2 separate regions of the Mus musculus genome follow, and region 2 is linked to region 1. The links are chromatin loops, found by intact Hi-C in ENCODE. Cell type or tissue: heart. All regions are shown on one strand.

What was found. A loop is a pair of places that touch in the nucleus more often than their neighbours do. Peaks named below come from ENCODE experiments on the same cell type or tissue, not always from the same donor. Only the 100,000 strongest peaks of a DNase experiment are listed, where the experiment ranks them.
Region 2: a loop joins it to region 1, with 9 times the contacts of the local background. A loop is called at or near these places in 9 of 42 quality-filtered maps.

What each region holds. Positions count from the first base shown.
Region 1 is chr6:57,971,254-57,979,253 of GRCm38, forward strand. Vmn1r25 (vomeronasal 1 receptor 25) reads right to left here. Exons shown (of 1, transcript NM_053238.2): 1 at 7,141-8,000. The coding sequence ends at 7,141. Among named protein-coding and RNA genes, the nearest start is that of Vmn1r25, 4.0 kb to the right of the region's middle. In heart, no CTCF peak of the experiment used is centred here; no DNase peak of the experiment used is centred here.
Region 2 is chr6:58,430,910-58,438,909 of GRCm38, forward strand. Vmn1r30 (vomeronasal 1 receptor 30) reads right to left here and starts at 4,936. Exons shown (of 1, transcript NM_134177.1): 1 at 4,028-4,936. The coding sequence starts at 4,936. The coding sequence ends at 4,028. In heart, no CTCF peak of the experiment used is centred here; no DNase peak of the experiment used is centred here.

The DNA.
Region 1 (8,000 bases):
TTGCTACCTGGTATCAGAATAGAAAATTGTCCATTTCATCCAGATTTTCCAGTTTTGTTGAGTATAATCTTTTGTAGTAGGATCTGATGTTTTTTTTTTTTTTTTTTCATTTCCTCAGTTTCTGTTGGTATGTCTCCCTTTCTGTTTCTGATTTTGTTAATTTGGATATTACCTCTGTGCCACCTGGTTAGTTTTGCTAAGCATTTATCTATATTGTTAATTCTCTCCAAGAACCAGCTTTTTTGTTTTGTTGATTCTTTGTATTGTACTCTTTGTTTCTGTTTGGTTTTATTCTGCTCTGAAATTGATTACTTCCTGTCCTCTACTCCTCATGGGTGTGTTTGCTTCCTTTTGTTCTAGAGCTCTCAGGTGTGCTGTTCAGTTGCTGGTGTAAGATCCCTCCAGATCCTTTACTTCGTGCTGTGAATTTTCCTCTTAGCACTGTTTTTATTGTGTTCCATAAGTTTGGATATGTTCTGTCAACCTTCCATTAATGTCTAGGAAATATTTAATTTTTTTCTTGACCAAGTTGTCATTCATTAGAGAGCTGTTCAGTTTCCATGTGCATGTGGACTTTTTGTCATTTTTGCTCTTACTGGAGACCAGCCTTAGGCAATGGTGATTTGATAGGATACATGGGAATATTTTAGTCTTCTTGTATTAATGGTTGTTTGTTTTGTGACTGATTATATGGTCAGTTGTGGAGAATATGCCCTGAGGTGCTGAGATGAAAGTGCATTCTTTTGTTTTAGGGAGAAATGTTCTGTAGATATCTGTTAAATCCATTTTGTTCATAACCTGCATTAGTTTCATTGTGTCTCTGTTTAGTTTCTGTTTCAGTGACCTGTTCATTGGTGAGAATGGTGTGTTGAAGATTTCCAATATTATTGTGGGGGATTCAGTGTGTATTTTGAGCTTTAGTAAGGTTTCTTTTATGAATGTGGGTGCCCTTGCACTTGGGGCATAGACGTTCACAATTGAGACTTTCTCTTGGCAGATTTTCCCTTTGTGAAATGAAGTGTCCTTCCACATCACACTTGACAACTTTTCGTTGAATGTCTATTTTATTGGATATTAGGATGGCAATTCTTTCTTGTTTCCTGGAACCATTTGCTTAGAAGACCTTTTTCCATCCTTTTACGCTAAGATAGTGTCTGTCTTTGTATTTGAGATGTGTTTATTGTGTGCAGCAAAATGCTGTCTCTTGTTTGCATATCTAGTCTGTTAGCTTATGTCTTTTTATAGGTGAGTTGAGTAAATAAATATTGAGAGATATTAAAGACATGACTTTTGGTTTCTGCTTTGTTTGTTTTTGTAGGTGGCTATATATGATTGTGGTTCTCTACTTTTGGCTTTGTTGTGAGATGCTTTCCTTCTAGGATCTTCTGTAGGGCTAGATTGATGGATAAATACTGTTTGAATTTGGTTTTGTTCTGGAATGCTTTAGTTTCCTCATCTATGTTGATTGAGAATTTTGCAGGATATAATAGCCTGGACTGGCATTTGTGTTCTCTTAGAGTCTGTATGACCTCTGAGCAGGCCTTTCTGGCTTTTATAGTCTCTGTGTTGAGAAGTCTGGTATAATCCTGATAGGTCTACTTTTGAAGGTTGCCTGACCCTTTCCCTTGCGGATTTTAATATTCTTTCTTTGTTCTCTGTGTTTAGTGTTTGATTATTATGTGGGGAGAGAATAGTTCTTTCCATTTCTACTTATTTGGTGTTCTATAGGCTTCTTGTACCTTTATGGCCTTCTTTTACTTTAAATCAGGGAAGTTTTCTTCTATGATTTTGTTGAAGACATTTTCAAGTCCTTTGAACTGTGAATTTTCTTTCCCCTCATTCTAATTATTCTTAGATTTGTTCTTTTCATTGTATCCTGAATTTCCTGGATGTTTTGAATTTTCTTTGACAATTGTGTCAAATTCTTTTATGGTATCTTCTAGACCTAAGATTATCTCTTGTATTATCTTGGTGATACTTACATCTCTAATTCCTGACCTCTTTCTTAGGTTTTCCATTTCCAGGTTTGCACCCATTTGTGTTTCCTTTATTGTTTTCACTTCCACTTTGAAGTCTTAGACTGCTTTATTCAATTCCTTCAACTGTTTGATTTTACTTTCCTGTGTTTCTTTAAGGGATTTATTTGTTTCCTTTTTAAGGGCTTCTACTTGTTTACCTGTGTTTTCCTGTATTTCTTTCAGTGAATTATTTATATAATCCTTAAAGGACTCTTCTTCATGAAATAGGATTTTAGGTCAGCTTCCTGATTTTCAGATGTGTTGTTGTATTCAGGGCTTGCTGTGGTGGGAGAACTGGGTTCTGATGATGCTCATGTATATTGATTTCTGTTGCTTTTTGGTCTTGTGTTTGCCTCTTGCCATCTGGTTATCCCTGGTGTTCTCAGTGACTCTGTCTGAAGTCTTCATCTTTTGTCCTTGGGTTGCTTCAGTTCTCCTGGTAGGCCTGTAGCCCTGTCTGTAAGAGATCACCTGTGGGGCCTTCCAACTGGGAACTCTTCATAAGGGCAGAGAAGCTGCTGATCTGTTGCCCTGGCTGTAGTAGATCTCCTGGGAGTCATTCAAACTGTTGGGTCTTCAGTGGAGCAGTCAAGCTGTTGTCCTGTATGAAGACATTCACCAGGGGCCCCATGGACTGTGGTTTCTGTTTTCCTGTGTGCAGCAGAACTCCAGGGAGGCTTTCAGTCTTTTGGGTCAATTGCCCTGCATATCACAGAGGTTTCCCCCAACCCAAAGGTCTTCAGACTGCAGTGCCTGCTGTCTAGTTGCCCCGTGTGCAGCAGATCTCCTGGGATGTGTCAGGCTGTAGTGTCAGTTGCCTGACTGCTCTAAGTGCAGTGGATCTTCTGGGATGGCTCAGGGTATGGTGTCGGCAGGGGAGCAGACTTGGTAGTAGTGTACCCCAACAGAAAGGACCACGTGAATGTGGAGGGGAATTAGGTGGGCAGGGATTTTGGAGAATGATGAGTCCTGAGTCCACTAAGCTCACAGTGGCAGCTCTGGGACTTCAGAGGGTTCTTTCCAACTGCTCTGAGTGTAGCAAATCTTCTGGGATGACTCAGGATATGGTGTTCTCAGGGGAGCAGACTTGGTAGTAGTGTACCCCAATAGAAAGTACCATGTGAATGGGGAGGGGAATTAGGTGGGCAGGGATTTTGGAGAATGATGAGTCCTGAGTCCACTAGGCTCCCAGTGGCAGCTCTGGGACTTCAGAGGGTTCTTTCCAACTGCTCTGTGTGTAGCAGAGTCATCTTCTGGGATGATTCAGGACATGGTGTCTTCAGGAGAGAAGACTAGATAGCAGTGTCAAGTAATTTTTTTTAACATAGCAATTCTTATGCTGTTCACTAGGCACAGTGCTTATGGTTGCCAAGTAGACATAGAGGCGATTTTTAAGTGAGAAAGTTCTCTTTAAACATAATACTATATATATATATATATATATATATATATATATATATATATATATAGCAATTTAGCAAGCTCTTTCTTATACCACTGCAAGCAGTATTGAAGGTCATTAGGTCATTTTTATAATTCTCAGCTGCCACAATATATTGTTTTATTCTTTATTTTTTCATTTTTATCTCAGTAACTCCAAGGCTTATTGTTGCAAAGTATTATTATCATCCCACAAAGTACGAATATCATTAAGCCATCATTTTTTAAATTTATTTCTTTGTGTTTTAAATTTCTTATTAGGTATTTTCCTCATTTACATTTCCAATGCTATCCCAAAATCCCCCATACCCTCCCACCCACTCCCCTATCCACCTACTCCCACTTCTTGGCCCTGGTGTTCCCCAGTACTGAGGCATATAAAGTTTGCACGACCAATTTTTTTCTTGAGAGCAGACATTTGTCTGTCTATGACCTTCATTTGGAGTGCACTTATACCTATCTCTTTTAGGGAGGAGAATATCTGGGTCAAATTTAGTTGTAAATGGCTTCCATGGAGGAGACCACCATTTAACATTAATATTATATAACCATCTATCTGAGCCTTTTCAAAAAAAATCCTTTCTCATTTGTGATCCAGGTTTTTTCCTCTATTGACCAAATCATTTCTCCTTCCTCAACGTCTCTCTTAAACTGATTCATTAGTGCAGCTGCCTCTGTTTTTGTTGTTGTTGTTGTTGTTGTTTGTTTTTTTTGTTTTTGTTTTGTTTTTTTGTTTGTTTGTTTGTTTTTTCAGGTCTGGGAAGCCCTTCATGTAATTCATACTGCACCCTTATATTTTGCATAGTTCAGAAATCCTGTAGAGAACAGTTCTTACAGTGATTTATGTATTCATTTTTTTAAAGGTTATTATCACTAAAAAATTTATTGATCTGTTTGCTGTTGGTTTTAATACCCATACTGCCAACATTGAGGTGAATTTTATTTTTAATTTTTATGTTTAAATTTTATTTTATTTTTAAAAAATACTCTATATTCCATTCCCTGCCCTCAACCTCCTATTTCATACATCCTTTCTGCTGGCTCTCAGGGCTTCAGACCTTTTCCAATACCAGATCAGGTTCCCCTCTCCCTGCCCGCTCCCCTCCCTCTCTCTGTCCACTTTCCCTCCCAGCTCCCTCCCTCCCTTCCTCCTTGTGATTACTTTCTTTTTTCTCCCAAGTGGAACCGAGGCATCCTCACTTGGGTGCTTCAGCTTATTAAGCTTTTTGAGTTATGTGGCCTGTATCTTGTATATTCTGTATTATTTATTTATTTATTTATTTATTTATGAGTACATACCATGCATGTTCTTTTAGGTTTGAGTTACCACACTCAGGATGATATTTTCTAATTCCATCCATTTTCCTGCAAAACTCAGGATGTAGTGAGCAGAGAAATGCAAACAAATGACCCTGAGATTCCACCTTACACCAATCAGAATGGCTAAGATCAAAACCTCAGGTGACAACACATGTTGGAGAGGATATGGAGAAAGAGGAACACTCCTCCATTGCTGATGGGATTGCAAACTGGTACAACTACTCTGGAAATCAATATGGAGATTCTTCAGAAATTTAGAAATAGGTCTCCCTGAAGACCTGGCTATATCACTCTTGGGAATATACCCAAAAGATTCTCCACCATGCCTCAGGGGCACATGTTCTACTATGTTCATAGTGGTCTTATTTGTGATAGCCAGAAGCTGGAAACAACCTAGATGTCCCATGACAGAAGAATGGATACAAAAAATGTGGTTCATTTAAACAATGGAATATTACTTAGCTATTTATGTATTCTTGAACTAATATTTTTAGAGTTCTTTACTACAGCCTTAAGGGCTTCTCTGAAGGCTATAGAATCACTATATTGCTGAGGAGCACCAGACAAATTCTTGATTTCCATAATCATGCTGTTTCTGATAATATGGAGACATAAACTTTCCCAGGGAGAATATTTGGCAGAAAGAACATGACATAGAATATGTGCATTATTATGCAAATAAGCTTTATTCTTACAGCAACCACCAGCAATCCAAGAGACTCATGTCCTGCTCTAGGGGTGGGAACTGTGTCATACCATCCACATGGAAACCAGAAGAACGTAGCACTAAAATGACTCCTGCTGGACTCATAGATCTGAGACTTGCTCAGCCATCATCAAAACAGGTTCCTCTATTAGCAGACAGAAACAAATACAGAGAACCACAGCTAGAAAATATTCCGAGAGTAGGAGACCTTGAGACACTTAGCAAAATAAATCACTCTGCTTTGCCCAAGATGTCCAACACAAAATGAACTCAGTACAATCTTTACAGGTCATTTGCTATGTATTATGACATCTGTCTTTGTATTTTTATAAGGTCCCCGTGTTGAACTTGTATGTTCCTATGTCTGTATATGTTTATTATGCTTTTTCTTTGATTCTTTTTCTTCTGATTGTTTTATACTATTGTGGTTTATTTATTTTTGTGTTTAATTATTGTTTAGATGCATTTTAGTATCATAAGGACACATAGAAAGGGTGTGGATCTGGACAAGAAAGGAGATGGGAAAGAACTTGGAAGACTAGGGGAAGGGGAAAAACTAATCAGAATATATTAAATGAATAGAAAGTTTTTTCAATAAAAGAAAAACATAATTTTAAATAATGGGGTATGGTAGGGATCCTTTGTGATCACAGAGCTGGAGAGGCAGTGACAGGAGAATCCATAAGGCTACCAACTTGGAATGTTTGGCAATTCCCAGGTCCAGAAGAGATACTCTCTATCAAAGCATGAGGTGAATGGTTTGTGAAGAAAAATAGTTAAAGTGTCTCCTGGCCTCCAAGTATAAATGAACATATATCGTTTGTCAGTGCACATACATAGTATCATATACACATTCACAGAAAAGACATTATATAAAAAGATATTGCATATCTGTATTTGTACTATCTGTATGTAAACAATTTTAATTTACCAATAATATTTCAATAAATGTAGATGAAATTAATTGTAAACAAACAAACATATGAAAGTTTCAGATGAGTCTAATTGAGTAAAGCTCTGGTAAACAGTGGAAAATCTAAATTAACATTGTTTTTATAACCCAAAGAAATTAGAATTATTAAACAGAATTAAAGTTATAATTTTAACTAAACTTGATGTATTAGAGATTAAATTTTTTTTTTAAAAGAAAGGCTTAAAAAGTTACTTATTAGCAAGGAGCTTCCTTTGTATGTAATACTACAAACATTATTTAAATCATATGAAGAATCTCACTTTGCCCCTTGACAATTAAAGTTTAAGAAATATTTATAGTTTGGACAAAATCCAATTACTAGAGCTACAAGCATGGTACCTAAATTCATTTGAAACTCCAGTTCCAGGGGATCCCATGACCTCTTCTGACATCTTTGAGCATCAGGAATGCAGTCATATAGACATATTGATACAGCACTTACAGATATAAATAAAAATCGGTGAATCATATTAAAATTTATTTTATTTATATAACTACACTGTAGCTGTCATCAGACACACCAGAAGAGGGCATCAGGTCCCATTACAGATGGTTGTAAGCCACCATGTGGTTTCTGGGAATTAAACTCATGACCTCTGGAAGCACAGACAGTGCTCTTAATCTTTGAGCCATCTCTCTAGTTCCAAGTAAATCATTTTTAAAAGAAGAGAAAGAATCATGTTTTAGAAAATCTGTTGGCACTTTGATTGCAAGTTTTTCAACACATTGATTACTCTCTTATCAGAACTGATTTGTACCAAAGGAGTAATTGTGGGATAGACAGTCACTATGAGCTTCTGAACAGTCAGGAAGCCTGGGTCATACATCCATAACAAGAGTGAGGTGGATGAGATGATGATTTCCACCCAATACATGACCACAAAGAAAACCATAAGTAGTAGGATGGTCTGGGTGGCCCTTTTCTCAGGGGACACTCTCAGGTGCCTGATGCTATGAAGATGCTTGCAGTGCCTCTGGTGTCTGAACAAGATAATCACTATATATGCATTTGTGATCAGCATGACTCCTACAAGAAACACATCTCTGAAAGTTGTCACTGTAAAAATCAATCCACTGATGATGTAGTTCATGAGAAATAGTGAACAGGATTCAGTGACTCTCATCTGGTTGGTTTCACTCACATTGTTAAAACCACCAACATAGACTAACAGGTGACTACAGACCAAGAAATTATAAAACCAAATATAGAAAACAGCATAGATGATGTATGTTTTTAGCTTATGCTTAAATTTTGCCAACAATGAGGTATGGGGACTGATTGTGACAGCCTGGAACACACTCAGTAGGCAGGTGATGCAAATAGAGAACCCTCTCATGACCCTATTTGTATAAAAAATTGCCTTACACTTGAAGTCATTCTCAATGTTCAGTGACTCAAGTATGACTGCAAGCCAATTATCCCCTCCAGCTAGCAAAAACAATATATGAGCAAGGGTCAGTTGGCAGGAGGTCAGATCCATGGGCTTTGATCTATGACATAGGATTGTGAAAGTATAGAAACAAAGGAGAAAAGTATTGGCTA
Region 2 (8,000 bases), 460 kb after region 1:
ACTCTGCTGGCAAGGTAGCCCGGGGCTGGAGTCTCGAGTCGAGCAGAAGGGACTTGTGCCCCAGATCAGGCCCGGGTAGCCTGCTTCCCTATGTACTGCAGTCTCGAGTTCCGCGCGATTGGATTGGGGCAGGCACTGTGATCCACTCACCAGAGGTCTTAGGGTCCCGTGGGGAGTCCTGTGTGGACCCTTGCGGGTGTTGGGCAAGACTCTGCTGGCAAGGTAGCCCGGGGCTCGAGTCTCGAGTCGAGCGGAAGGGACTTGTGCCCCAGATCAGGCCCGGGTAGCCTGCTTCCCTATGTACCGCAGTCTCGAGTTCCGCGCGATTGGATTGGGGCAGGCACTGTGATCCACTCACCAGAGGTCTTAGGGTCCCGTGGGGAGTCCTGTGTGGACCCTTGCGGGTGTTGGGCAAGACTCTGCTGGCAAGGTAGCCCGGGGCTCGAGTCACGAGTCGAGCGGAAGGGACTTGTGCCCCAGATCAGGCCCGGGTAGCCTGCTTCCCTATGTACCGCAGTCTCGAGTTCCGCGCGATTGGATTGGGGCAGGCACTGTGATCCACTCACCAGAGGTCTTAGGGTCCCGTGGGGAGTCCCGTGTGGACCCTTGCGGGTGTTGGGCAAGACTCTGCTGGCAAGGTAGCCCGGGGCTCGAGTCTATTTTTTCTTTTTTATCTCAGTAACTCCAAGGCTTATTATTGCAAAGTATTATTGTCATCCCACAAAGTACAAATATAATTAAGCCATCATTTTTTTCTTGAGAGCAGACATTTGTCTGTCTCTGACCTCCATTTGGATTGCACTTATATCTATCTCCTTTAGGGAGTAGAATATCTGGATCAAATTTAGTTGTTAATGGCTTCCATGGAGGAGACCACCATTTACAATTAATATTATATAACCATCTATCTAAGCCTTTAAAAAAAAAACTATTCCTTTCTCATTTGTGATCCAGGTTTATCCCTCTATTGACCAAATCATTTCTTCCACCTCAATATCTCTCTTAAGCTGATTCATTAGTGCCACTGCCTCTGTTTTCTTAAGGTCTGGGAAGCCCTTCATGTAATTCATACTGCACCCATATATTTTGCATAGTTCAGAAATCTTGTAGAGAACAGTTTTTACAGTGATTTATGTATTCATTTTTTAAAGTTGTTATCACTAAAAAATTTACTGATCTGTTTGCTGGTGGTTTTAATACCCATACTGCCAACATTAAAGTGAATTTTATTTTTATTTTTTAATTTAATTTTATTTTTAAAAATTCATTTTTACGCTCCATATTCCATTCCCTACTCTCAACCTCCTATTTCATACATCCATTCTGCTGGCTCTCAGGGCTTCAGTCCTTTTCCCTCACCCAATACAAGATCAGGATCCCCTCTCCCTGTCCACTCCCCTTCCCCTACCCCATCCACTTTCCCTCCCAGCTCCCTCCCTCCCTCCCTCCTTCTCTCCCTCCCTCCCTCCCTCCCTCCCTATTTGTGATTGCTTTCTTTTTTCTCCCAAGTGGAACTGAGGCATTCTCACTTGGGCACTTCAGCTTATTAAGCTTTTTGAGTTTTGTGGCCTGTATCTTGAATATTCTGTATTATTTATTTATTTATTTATGAGTACAACCATGCACATTCTTTTAAGTTTGAGTTACCTCACTCAGGATGATATTTTCTAATTCCATCCATTTGCCTGCAAAACTCAGGACGTAGTGAGAAGAGAAATGCAAACAAACGACACCGAGATTCTACCTTACACCAATCAGAATGGCTAAGATCAAAACCTCAGGTGACAACACATGTTGGAAAGGATGTGGAGAAAGAGGAACACTCCTCCATTGCTGGTGAGAATGCAAACTGGTACAACTACTCTGGAAATCAATATGGAGGTTCCTCAGAAAATTAGATATAGGTCTACCTGAAGACCTGGTTATATCACTCTTGGGAATATACCCAAAATATTCTCCACCATGATACAGGGACACATGTTCTACTATGTTCATAGTGGTCTTATTTGTGATAGCCAGAAGCTGGAAACAACCTAGATGTCCCATGACAGAAGAATGGATACAGAAAATGTGGTTCATTTAAACAATGGAATACTACTCAGCTATTTATGTATTCTTGAACTAATATTTTTAGAGTTTTTTACTACAGCCTTAAGGGCTTCTCTGAAGGCTATAGAATCACTATATTGCTGAGGAGTACCAGACACATTCTTGATTCCCGTAATCATGCTGTTTCTGATGATAATGGAGTCATAAACTTTCCCAGGGAGAATATTTGGCAGAAAGATCATGACGTAGAATGTGTGTATTATTATGCCAATAACCTTTACTCTTACAGCAACCACCAGCAATCCAAGAGACTCATGTCCTGCTCTAGGGGTGGGAACTGTGCCATATCATCCATCCCAAGACCATGCCGAAACCAGAAGAATGTAGCAATAAAATGACTCCTGCTGGACTCATAGATCTGAGACTTGTTCAGCCATCATCAAAACAGGTTTCTCTATTAGCAGATAGAAACAAATACAGAGACCCACAGCTAGAAAATATTCAGAGAGGAGGAGAACTTGAGAGACTTAGCAAAATAAATCACTCTGCTTTGCCCAAGATGTCCAACATAAAACGAACTCAGTACAATCTTTACAGGTCATTTGCTATGTATTATGACATCTGTCTTTGTATTTTATAAGGTTCCTGAGTTGAACTTCTATGTTCCTATGTCTGTATGTATTTATTGTGCTTTTTCTTTGATTCTTTTTCTTCTGATTGTTTTGTACTATTGTGGTTTATTTATTTTTGGGTTTAATTATTTTTTATTTTTTATTATTGTTTAGATGCTTTTTAGTTTCATAAGGAGACATAGAAAGGCTGTGGATCTGGACAAGAGAGGAGATAGGAAAGAACTTGGAGGACTAGGTGAAGGGGAAAAACTATTCAGAATATATTAAATGAATAGAAAGTTTTTTTCAATAAAAGAAAAATATAATTTTAAATAATGGGGTATAGTAGGGATCCTTTGTGATCACAGAGCTGGAGAGGCAGTGACAGGAGAATCCATAAGGCTACCAACTTGGAATGTTTGGCAATTCCCAGGTCCAGAAGAGACACTCTCTATCAAAGCATGAGGTGAATGGTTTGTGAAGAAAAATAGTCAAAGTGTCTCCTGGCCTCCAAGTATAAATGAACATGTATCTTTTGTCAGTGCACATACATAGTAGCATATACACATTCATAGAAAAGACATTATATAAAAAGGTATTGCATATCTGTATTTGTACTATCTGTATATAAACAATTTTAATTTACCAATATTATTTCAATAAATGTAGATGAAATTAATTGCAAACAAACAAACATATGAAAGTTCCAGATAAGTTTAATTGAGTAAAACTCTGGTAAACAGTGGAAAAACAAAATTAACATTGTTTTCATAACCCAGAGAAATTAGAATTATTAAACAAAATTAAAGTTGCAATTTTAACTAAACTTGATGTATTAGAGATTAAAATGTTTTTAAAAGAAAGGCTTAAAAAGTTACTATCAGCAAGGAGCTTCCTTTGTGTGTAATACTACAAACGTTATTTAAATCATATGAAGAATCTCACTTTGCCCCTTGACAATTAAAGTTTAAGAAATATTTATAATTTGGACAAAATCCAATTACTGGAGCTACAAGCATGGTACCTAAAGTCATCTGAAACTCCAGTTCCAGGGGATCCCATGATCTCTTCTGACATCTTTGAGCATCAGGAATGCAGTTATGTAGACATATTGATACAGAACTTACAGATATAAATAAAATAAGTGAATCATATTAAAATGTATTTTATTTATATGACTACACTCTAGTTGTCTTCAGACACACCAGAAGAGGGCATCAGGTCCCATTACCGATGGTTGTAAGCCACCATGTGGTTTCTGGGAATTAAACTCATGACCTCTGGAAGCACGGACAGTGCTCTTAATCTTTGAGCCATCTCTCTAGCTCCAAGTAAATCATTTTTAAAAGAAGAGAAAGAATCATGTTTTAGAAAATCTGTTGGCACTTTGATTGTGAGTTTTTCAACACGTTGATTACTCTCTTATCAGAACTGATTTGTACCAAAGGAGTAATTGTGGGATAGGCAGTCACTACAAGCTTCTGAACAGTCAGGATGACTGGGTCATACATCCATAACAAGAGTGAGGTGGATGAGATGATGAAGTCCACCCAGTACATGACCACAAAGAAAACCACAAGTAGTAAGATGGTCTGGGTGGCCCTTTTCTCAGGGGACACTCTCAGGTGCCTGATGCTATGAAGATGCCTGCAGTGCCTCTGGTGTCTGAACAAGATAATCACTATATATGCACTTGTGATCAGCATGACTCCTACAAGAAATACATCTCTGAAAGTTGTCACTGTAAAAATCAATCCACTGATGACGTAGTTCATGGGAAATAGTGAACAGGATTGAGTGACTCTCATCTGGTTGGTTTCACTCACATTGTTAAAACCACCAACATAGAATATCATGTGACTATTGGCCAAGAAATTAAAAAACCAAATATATAAAACAGCATAGAAGATGTATGTATTTAGTTTATGCTTAAATTTTGCCAACAGTGAGGTATGGGGACTGATTGTGACAGCCTGGAACACACTCAGGAGGCAGGTGATGCAGATAGAGAACCCTCTCATGACCCTACTTGTATAAAAAATTGCCTTACACTTGAAGTCATTCTCAATGTTCAGTGACTCAAGTATGACTGCAAGCCAATTATCCCCTCCCGCTAGCAAAAATAATATATGAGCAAATGTCAGTTGGCAGGAGGTCGGATCCATGGGCTTTGATCTATGACCTAGGATTGTGAAAGTATAGAAACAAAGGAGAAAAGTATTGGCTAGAATTCCAAGTCCAGCTTGGAAATAAAGGATATTCTTTAATGAGGACATAAGTGATAAGTGTATTCATCTTAAGAGCATATTGGACGTGTATTTCAGATATCTGAAAAAAAAAAAGAGTATACATGAGACTTGTGATTCACTAGATAGTATGTCTAAATTATCATTCTATTAATTTTTGATTAATCTTTAACTTCTGATTTTCCAGACTGAACATCATAGCCTACATTTTTATATACCATCCGTGTACCCCCTATACATGGAATATTATAGACAATAAATTCATCCACACTCATATCTATACTTTCTGAACACTTTGTCTCATGCACCTGATTCTCATGCCTTAGAAACACAATCCTATTGATTTAAATTACCTCATTATATACTTAACTATACAGAACAGTGTTGATAAACACACAATATTAATCATGTCTTTACAGAAGAATAAAACATATGTAGTCTTGGGAAAAATTACATAATAAATAAAACAATTATTCATTCTCATGGTCTTTAATTATACTGTGCTTTATTTCACAGCTATCCATGTTTTGGCTCTGAATTCTAATGGAATCACAGTTATAATTCATGATAATCTCACTATTTTAATTAGTAAAAGGTCAGTCATCTTTTTATTATGTTGTATTAATTGTATGAACATTATGGGTACGAATGACCCTAGGCAGTTACCACTTCAGTTCCCATCACATTAAAACACTTTGTGAACTCCAGTTAAGGATTAAGAAACTAACTCCCTGCCATCAAGACAAATACTATCTTTCTTTTTGTGGGGGAGGGAAGTAACTCATTAACAGCATAATTCCTTATGGACTTTTGAGCCATCCATATTGTTATTTTACCTAGCTATCTCCTTTCTTTCTTTTGTACATATGCTCCTCTTCTTTACTTAAGGATCCACCCATTTTCCTATTTCCCTATTTAATAAACTGTGTCCTGCTATTCCCCTTACTTTTCTCCCACCTTCTTAGTATTTACCTCTTTACTCAACAGTAAGGAGCCCTGAGTTTTCCACTTCCATGATCAGATACTTATAATCTGCAATTCTGCTGTCTATTGCTCCCACACTTGCCCCTACCCTTACAATATTTCCACTTTTGCTTTCCTGATTTCTATAGTTTCTATAGGCTATATAACCACATTGGAAGATATAGAGCTAGGAACTTTCAACAAGAAAGAACATGTGAATTAAGGTAAGCACTATTTTCCACACATTATCACAATGGTGAGCTTGCTGAAGATGTCCATCTAGGGATGTTCTTTGGGAATTTCTGTTTAAAAGAGATTTCTTCCCATGTAGTGGAAACAAGGTCCCAGTGTTATCATTCATAATCAGCACCCAGACACTCTTTACAGTTTCACGCAACAGTCTTTCCTTTGGTGTGTATGTAAGTTACTTGGCCTAGTTACCAGGAGCAATTTATTATTGAATTGATTTAATTCAGTACTTTAAAATCAGCTTTGTGATAAAGAAATAGAAAATGCCTGCACTTATTCAAAGCTTGTGAGAAATGGATTGCCCAATTATATTTCAAGTTCACTCAGATATTCCACATATTTGCATGCATGCATGCTTGTCTGTATAGAAATAATGAAGTAGTGGAAGAGACCCTCCTATAATGTGACCATGAATATGAAATAATAAACTACATGTTTTATATTTATATGAATTTTCTTCTTAAAATGCATACTCTCATGAGGGAATGGATCATGTAAATTGCCAGAGCCAAATATCTAATCCTCTCACCAACCTATATCCACAGTATCTGCATGGTGATTGTCTGTTCTCCCCCTCCTCCCCCCGGAAATGTCAGTGTTTATTAAACATTTAAGGACATTTGGAGATGGTAGGAGAAATATACACAATGTAGAAAAGTCCTAACAGTCCCTTTTGCCTGGGGGTGCAACCATTTCCTTTCCTTCTTATTCTCATTGATATATCCTGTTCTTCTGATTATTTATTTTGAAGACCTTTCTTAAAGCCTCCTTCTGCACCCCTAACTTGTGAAGATCCATTTTGTTCTCTCTCCCTACCCTGATCTCAGAGTCCCAAACTGTGCTCCAAAGTGGTTTGAGGTCATTAATTATGCTCTGCTTGCCTGGCTGGCTCTCTAGTAAAGACTCAATAGGAGTGGGGAACTGCAAAAGCCACATGAAGTCATTGGTCCTCGGTCATGGGGCCATGGGCTCAGGTAAACAAACAAAAGAATAGATGAACAAATAAAAAAAACTATACAGCATCCTAAATAAACCCTGTTGAAGAGTTTGATGCGCATGATGTGGATTTGAGCCCAAGGACTGAGTGTGGAGTTGGACCACCAGAAGTTAGGAAAGGAGAGAGCAGGAAGAAGTCTGGCGATCAGCTGTGGGGTTGGGGAGGAGATGGGAAGGCCAAGTAGCCTGGAATTGGGCAGAGGCTATTAAGGTCCCTTTCTTCTCTGTGCCTGAGGATCAGGCACCAAACATACAGCCCATGGGGCAAGTGAGGAGTAGGGTTAGGCCCTAGGCTCCCAGAAAGCTGAGTGGTAAAGGTGAAGGAGAAGTACAAGACTTGGAAAGGAAAATTGGAATGAAACTTTCCATCTCATTGGGAGATAAGGGTAGGGCAGGGCTGAAGAGCAAGAGGAAAGCACCTAGACTTGGGAAAAAGAGGAGCCTAAGTCCCCTGTTCTGACAGGGACTGGATGTGACTTTCACTTGTCCAACTCTAGGCCCATCATGTTCTAGAGGGCGTTATTGAGGCTGGTTCTACTGGGGGACTTCACTGCAGGCCAGACCTCTGAGCAATGCTCATCTTTCCGAAGCTCCATCTCATAAGCACTACCTGAGAGGCTTTGGATGACTCTGTCATAGACCCCAGACCCCCAGCCTGGCCTGCTAACCGCTAGTTCTTATTCTGGTGAGACTCCCCCAGCCCATTAGATTTTGTCTTACTGATGGTTTTGGTGCTTCCACTGTGGTCCAGCAAGGCATACAGCACTGGTGTTTGCCACCTGCACTTCGAGGAGTCCTTCGAAGAGTTGTAGAATTTTCCCTACTTTATGACACTACAAGAAGAGAGGTTGCAGCAAGATTGGCCTCACTGGCTGTTTTTGTTTGT